Regions from separate parts of the Homo sapiens genome. Here region 1 is linked to region 2. A link is a contact called in ENCODE Hi-C data. All regions are on one chromosome and are shown on one strand. The core of a region is the stretch at or near the end of the contact, and the rest is flanking DNA. Distances in the headings are between cores, read along the strand shown. Region 1 has its middle 84 kb from the start of TBL1XR1-AS1. Region 2 has its middle 51 kb from the start of LINC00501.

Evidence for each region. Hi-C counts contacts between places; a loop is a spot of excess contacts on that map. Pooled maps may share reads with other maps.
Region 1: a loop to region 2 is called in a map of psoas muscle, with 3 times the contacts of the local background. The contact joins two enhancer-like sites. A Hi-C loop is called at or near these places in 4 of 168 maps with a recorded cell type or tissue (PC-9, cardiac septum, gastrocnemius medialis and 1 more) and 9 of 50 pooled maps.

The regions. Positions count from the first base shown.
Region 1 is chr3:176,951,494-176,955,390 of GRCh38, reverse strand. No RefSeq gene overlaps it. Among named protein-coding and RNA genes, the nearest start is that of TBL1XR1-AS1, 84 kb to the left of the region's middle. Within about 2 kb of position 1,495, at least 4 of the 41 ENCODE cell types and tissues checked have a DNase peak (open chromatin) inside an H3K27ac peak, as active enhancers do; they include gastrocnemius medialis and psoas muscle, where a contact is called at or near this core.
Region 2 is chr3:177,343,589-177,347,375 of GRCh38, reverse strand. No RefSeq gene overlaps it. Among named protein-coding and RNA genes, the nearest start is that of LINC00501, 51 kb to the right of the region's middle. RefSeq lists enhancers at 1,288-1,805, 2,326-2,845. Within about 2 kb of position 1,580, at least 34 of the 41 ENCODE cell types and tissues checked have a DNase peak (open chromatin) inside an H3K27ac peak, as active enhancers do; they include gastrocnemius medialis and psoas muscle, where a contact is called at or near this core.

The sequences.
Region 1 (3,897 bases), core at 246-2,745, 390 kb after region 2:
CCGCATGTTCTCACTCATAGGCAGGAATTGAACAATGAGAACACTTGGACACAGGATGGGGAACATCACACACCGGGGCCTGTGGTGGAGTGGGGGGAGGGGGGAGGGATAGCATTAGGAGATATACCTAATGTAAATGACGAGTTAATGGGTGCAGCACACCAACAAGTCACATGTATACCTATGTAACAAACCTGCACGTTGTGCATATGTACCCTAGAACTTAAAGTATAATACAAAAAATAAAAATAAAAAAAAGATCCAATTGCTCATAGGGGTAACCCACTTGATGACGCATCCTATATTATCTGTCTTCTCCTCCCGGTCTCAGGTCCCCATGCCCCTACTCATGTTTTCCTTCACCTATCAAATAAATTACTTGCACTCAAATTCCTTGTCTCAAGCTCTGCTTATGGAAGAATCCAAACAAAGATGACTGTATTGTGTGACAGTCCCTTATATGCTTTACCTGATACTTCAGGGCTCTGCTGTTTTCTCTCTTTTCTCCCGAACCACACTGAAAGCAGTATGAATATACAGCTTTTCCTTCATGATCCCTAGGCTTTTGTGTGTTTTGGATTCCAGTGGGATGTTAATGAGATTGACCAGCCCATTCCATGGTCTACTGTGAGAGACCTCTGGGGCCAGGGCTGGGCTCATGATTCAAAACTACTCTGGATTTTGGTGTACTCATGTGGCCCTTACCAATGAATCATTCATTCTGACTCTGAATTGCATGCTCTCTTGAGATACTTGACTGTCTCTTTGAGTGTAGGTTTGGTTACCCATTCAAACTGGTGGCTGTCTTGAAAGCAGCAGCTGTCTCACCTTGATTTCTCCTGGTGCTGCACGCTTTGCAGGTACTTCTCATTTGCTTGTGTTCTGAAGTATATATACTGTTTTCGATTTGTAAATTATTCTACATACGCAATGTGTTTCCCTTTAATATCTATGTCACAGCTGGAATAGTTGTTTATTTATTACATTAAAAAAGTTAGGTTGAATTTCTTTAATTCCAACTTTGTGTTAGAACTAAATTCAGATTGAAGTTTATCTTGACACTACTTAGGGAAGAAGACGGCCTGTTAAATTACCATTGGCATAAACTAGCTCGTCTAGGAAAGATTTATGTACTTAAGAGCTTTTCTTTTATTGCTTAAGCTGCTCTTGCACATTTACAAGGTGAGCAGATCAGAGACTTACACTTTGTTACAGTAATTACAAATCATTCTTTTCTATCTCTAACCCAGAACTTTTACCAGGTGACATTGGTGTTTGAATGAATGAACATAGGAGGATTCATTCACTGGCTGGGGTGTACGAAGCATCTCTGCAGTCCCTTCGGTGTCACCCTGGGCTGCCCTACTGGAATCTGGACTCTGTCTTGTCATTTTATCTGTGTGTTCTCAGAGAAGAAGGGAGTACTGGTTAAGCATGAAACTTCCCATCACACCCATGGGTGGTGTAATAGACACTTTCTGGGTGGCTGCCCAGCTCACAGTAATTCAACCTGCCCTGACCCACAGACATGGACTCCCAGCGGCTGTGTCTGGTCCAATATGACCTTGTTTACTTGGCAGTGGCTAAATTTGTTCAGTGGTATCCTATGAATGTAAACTGGGCCACTTACATCTCTCTCCTGGGAATTTTGGAATTTTGAGCTAAAAGCATTGGACCAGGGAGTCATAAAGATTGAGGGGTGTTAATTCTAACATTCCAGAGGAGTAGTTCTCAATCCCTGGCTATGCATTAAAATCAGCTGGAAAGCTTTTAAAATATACTTATTCAAGGGCCCTACCCCTTGAGATTCTGATGTAATTTGTCTGAGTGGAGTCAGTGCATTACTTTTTTCTTTTTTTTTACAGTTACCCGTGTGATTCTATTATGTAATCAAGGTTGAAAATCAATGCTCTACAGGAAATTACCCTTCAAGCCCCTAGAGCTTTACGAACTCCTTCCAGTGTCCTTCCAGTAAATTCATTCTCCCCCTTTCTCCTCTCGTATCTCTCTGAATCTAGCCAGAGTTTGTATTTATTCCTTATTACTAGAAGAACCTTAATACTGATGATGTTGGTGTCAGGATTATCATCTTTGGAATTCTTTGTGTTTATGGAAGCATGCTGATTAGCCACATGACTCTCCGTTTTGCTATTATGCATCTAAGTTTTTAAAAATTGCTATCTGGGCCAGGCATGGTGGCTCATACCTGTAATCCCAGCACTTTGGGAAGCTGAGGCAGGCAGATCACTTGAGGTAAGGAGTTCAAGACCAGCCTGGCCAACATGGTGAAACCCTGTCTTTACCAAAAATAAAAAAAATAGCCAGGCATGGTGGCATGTGTCTGTAATCCCAGCTGCTCGGGAGGCTGAGGCAGGAGAATCACCTGAACCTGGGAGGCAGAGGTTGCAGTGAGCCGAGATTGAGCCACTGTACTCCAGCCTGGGCAATAGAGCGAGACTCCGTCTCAAAATAAATAAATAAATAAACAAAATAAAATTGCTTTTTGGGGTTTTCCAATATTTTCCTTTTCTTAAAAAATTAATCAAGATATTTAATAGATGATAGTGCAAACTATAATTTCATTTGAATACAAATGTGTGCACATGTTTCCAACAAGTTATCTAGCAGTTACTACAAACAGCCTCAAGGACCTTAGAATTATATTTAAAAACTCTATGGCTGCAATTTAATTCTAACAATCTTACTTGCTCTCAAGAGAATATTGTCAATTTCAAATAAGAATCACAAACTCCGAAAGACCAGTGGAGTGGGAATGAGGAGTGGGCAAGAGAGGTACATACAGGGTTGAAGAGAAATACAACTCTTTAGGAAACCAAAATCAGATGTATTATTACAGCTAAGGACAAGGGAAGGTCTATGACTTTTAAAAAATGGCTTTTCTTCCAGTACCATACAAGTCTGACAGAGAAACGTGGAACAAGTTGCCTGTCTTAAAAGGACAGAGATGACATTTTCAGACACCTTCAAGTGCAAACAAGTGGCTCTTTCCATTGAGGATTCAGCAGTGAAGTTATGATATCTAGCCCAGAAGCTAAATGTTGGATTTGCAAATACAGTTTATTTTATATAATTCAACATCATAAACAGCAGGCATCTGCTGCTCTGCTTACTGCCCCCTGCCCCGGCCAGTTTTCCCCTCCCCTGTGCAGACTCTGTAGAGGAAGCAGTGATGCAGCCCTATGGCTTTGAAGTGAGATGAGTTCTTCTAATTCCGCTATGAGCTCATTCTTGTCAAACTCTTCCAGACCCTGCAGGTCTTGAAATCGTTGTTAAAATCTCCTCTGCAAGTTCTTGCTGGTCAGCAACATCCTGCATTAACTCCTCGACTCGACCCGTGGCGTCCTGGGGGTCAGGCCGCCCTCGTAAGCCTTACTCCCTCCCACCCCAAACAGCTTCCTGGATACCTGAACACTGATTTGGTTGCTGTTCCAGTGTCTGCTTCCAGACCCCTCCAATATTTCTTAAAGTATATTTCATTTCTTTAAGGTTTTCAGGGACCCATTTTCTTCCCTTATTTTTGCTCCATATTTTTATGCCTGCATAATTCTTGTCCTACTGGCCAGATTGTAGCTTTTGGGAGTGAACAGTAAGAATGGAATGCCTTGAATTTGCATTGGGCGAGCTGGAGATTAAATTTATTTTCTTTCCTCTATAAGGCCCCAATTTGTGTGTGTGTGTATTTTAGTAAGAATGCAGTGCCAGCCTCACACCTTAATGTACTGTAAAATGTCTCATTTACCTGTCCTCTTTTTTTGGCTGTTTTTCCTTTTCCTTTTTTACACCTGTTTGCTCCACATGATTCCAAAGAGATGAGAAACAATTTATTTGAGCTTTTGTGTTGCTTATTGTCAGTCTGAAAAACAATTGCCAATAAAC
Region 2 (3,787 bases), core at 331-2,830:
AATCCAAAGAATCATTGACGTACCTAGGCTTTCATCCTAGTCTGTCAGCTGAATTTTTACCCAGAATAGCAACTAAGAAAGTACTTAAACCTACTCTTGTCTTAATCTTCACAGAATTTTACTTTTTCACACATGGCTGTCATATCTTTATTCTGCTTCTTTGTAATATTAAAAATATTTTGCAGGAGCACTTTACCCAACACCTGTTACTGCCTTAGGTCAACAACTGGACTTACCTTAGGTCAGTTCCTCCTAGGATACCTGGAGCCTGGCCATTTCTGGGCATGTCCCCTTGTGAGCTGTGTGCAAGGAGCCCCAGAGTCCTAGAATCCTATGGGTGTAGACTGGTTTCCTTAGACCCAGCCCCACAAAAGAGAACATGAAACTAGAGAAATAAGCAGGTAGATCCCAGACCATGCCTACTCTGCTCAATAAATAGCAAAATAAAATAATAATAATAATAATAATAATAATAATGATTTATTTGAACATTGTAGATTTACTACCTCTTCTTTGCCAGTGTTTCATGAAATTTCCAGAGTAGAATACATGGCTTAAATAATATATTTCCTCCTCATTTATCAGACTTCTTGCACTCAGCATTGTTAATTATATTGTGGAGGGTGAGAAGCATGAAGCGTGGCGATATATTATGATCCAAATACCACACTAAATAAACATCTGGAAATGGATCATTTATAACACAACTGTTATAGGTTAGTGAGTGTATTTTAGGGTAAGCCGGGGAATACATATATAGCTTACAAAAAAATACGCTTAAAATCATAAACAAATGACCTACTTGTAGTTTTGTCCTCGTTTTCAGTAATAAGCCCTTTTCATGTGAATCCACAGTTGTCACTTACAAAGAAATGCTCTAAAGCTGAACTCTTTTATAATAGCATTATAATTTTAGACTGACTCCTGAGCTCCAAACCACTTAGAAACTTTTTACCAGCTCTGAAATAGATAGCAGGGTAATACTCATTTAATTCCTTTGCACAGTAATCTGATGGCTGAATATGCTTCAGAGATTCTTTTAGGGCTAGCAGGGGAATGAAATCAATCATAGTGCATAAATTACAAGAAAAGTGCTGTTGGTGTCAATTACCTAAGCTCTATGAATGTAAGTCTTCTAATTTCCTGTTAAATCAGTAATGTTACCAATCTTACTCTATTATTTTAAATAGGACTGTAACTGCAGTTGCTAGGAGTTGAATGAGGGCAGACAAATGTGAATAGTTAATGAGTCTCAGCAACTAATAGCAAGTTGAAGGTGTCAATAACAGGGATATTATAACATGACTCTCAAAGCTCCACCCTGGTGTCTACAAAAGAAGGTTTAATTCTTTCTTTTTTTTTTTTTTTTAATTTGTGCCCCTATACCCTCCCTAAATCAATGTAGTACACAGCAAATGCCAGGTGAATGTAGGTGTTCCTATTGCCATAGTGAGTTCCTACCTTCCCCCAAAGATAATGGCCCTGAGTTGGTACAGGAAGTCTTGGCTGCACTTTCCCTAGTAATCTACCCACCCCCACTGCTAGCGGCTGCATTTCACTGACTCATAGTTTCCAAGTATGATCAGCATGCTAACAGGAAAGATACAGTCACTGGGCAAAGCAGCAGCCCTGGAGCGCTGGCCAAGGCCTATCCAATAACTGCCACCATTGATGGCAAAAAGGAAATAAGGAACACAACAACAATGACACAAAAACCTAGAGTACAGGAACGTTTTAAGAATCAAACCCCTGCTGTTTGTCGTTTCTTCAGCACACCCAGTGCTTCCCAGTACACAACAAACTGGATGGGGGAGTGGGGTTTTATTTACCATTTGGCTATCAGTTCACGTCCTATTCTCTAAAAATAATAAAATTGGTCGATGGCGTTTCACACTGAATAATATTACAGGAATCAAACTGGCTGGGAGCCAAAGTTACGCTGAGGTTTGGCTAGGCCTGGATTTGTGTCCGAGGGTATCAAATACTGTATGATCAGGTTAGGTTTTGCAGTGCGTTGCAGACTTCCTCCTGTTAGGAAACATTCTCACAAACGGCACACAGACTACCCTATTCAGCCAGTACTTAAACAGGAAACCATTCCACCCTTCTGCTTTCCTTGGTAAAGCCTTATCTTTGAGTCAAAGAAATGTAACTTTCTAAATCGCCTCCATTCTTTTTTAGTTTGCATTCTTTTGTTTGTCAGCATTTTGCAAATTTGCAGGTATCTACAGTTCCCTAACCCCATTCTCAAGTGCCCTATTATCCCCAATTTCACTCTCAGAATACTTCATGAAAAAGAAGAATCCTATGACAAAGGATAACTATTATTAAGTCAATTGTCAACCCATCAGATGAACCAAATAGCTAAATTCTAAATAGATTTAAATAACCGGTGAAGAGCTCAAGCAAAGTCAGGTCTTAAAGTTATATTTAGTCACTTGGTCAGTTCTCTAACTGCCTAATAGGCATTCTCAGAAGAGAAGTTTGCTTTAGCACTATGAGATTTAAATGTAAAACAGAATAAATAAATAGATACATGGAATAGAACAGAATAGAATGGGAAGAAAGCAGCCCACGTCAACTCTAATACAACTTGTCACTATGGGAACATTTGTTAGAACTGAAGAAGATTAAGGCCAAGGAAACTGGCAGATCTCCCAGTACAGATTTCCTAGGCTAAGAAAAGGCCACAGCGGCCGGGCGCGGTGGCTCATGCCTGTAATCCCAGCACTTTGGGAGGCCAAGGCAGGCGGATCACGAGGTCAGGAGATCGAGACCATCCTGGCTAACACGGTGAAACCCCATCTCTACTAAAAATACAAAAAATTAGCTGGGCGTGCTTGTGGCCGTCTGTAGTCCCAGCTACTTGGGAGGCTGAGGCAGGAGAATGGCGTGAACCCGGGAGGCGGAGTTTGCAGTGAGCCGAGATAGCACCACTGCAATCCAGCCAGGGCGACAGAGCAAGACTCTGTCTCAAAAAAAAAAAAAAAAAAAAGAAAGAAAAGAAAAGAAAGAAAGAAAAGAAAAGAGAAAAGAAAAGGCCACAGCGATCCTATATGTGGCCCCAGTCTGTCTTGAATCATGAGTAAGGACACTGTCGTAAATTAAGCTGAAATATTTAGAATTATGACACTCATTTGACTGTATGAGGATTAGAGGGAAACTTAGAGGAACAAACTCAATTTGCACATATGGAATCTGAATCACAGTGAGATCCAGGGGCTGTAGAAGTCGCAGAACTTATTAATAATGGACTAGAGTCAGGATCCCCTAGTCCGCAACCTCTGGAATGTTCCACTGCCAGTCTAGCCATATCTGGTTTACCTTACAGATTATAAGGTACTTAAATGCTGATTAGTTATCTATTTTCAACCTCTGTGACTGTAAATGAGATTAGAAAGTTTGTATGATGGGAAATTCAATGGCGCATCATGTGATACTGAGAGAAGAAATGTGCTTATGATAAAATCCTTTCCGACACAAATAACTCTGCAAAGGTATTGAAGAGCGCTGGGTCTGTACACATTGTGATGTTATTATTAGCCAAGACTCTAGCTATGTTTATATATCCAGTCAGGTGCAAGGGAAAAAAAAAACCCCTCTAAATTCCTCAAGAAAGATTTACGTAGTGCATAGTCTTTCACTCAGAAATTGAATTATTTCTTGTTTTAATACAAAACTGTCGATTTTTATGAAATCATTTCAGAAACATGCCTTATCAGGGAATGTTGTAAGATTTTCCAACATCAAAAAAAATGCTCTGGTAGAATCATCATGGGCATTTTGA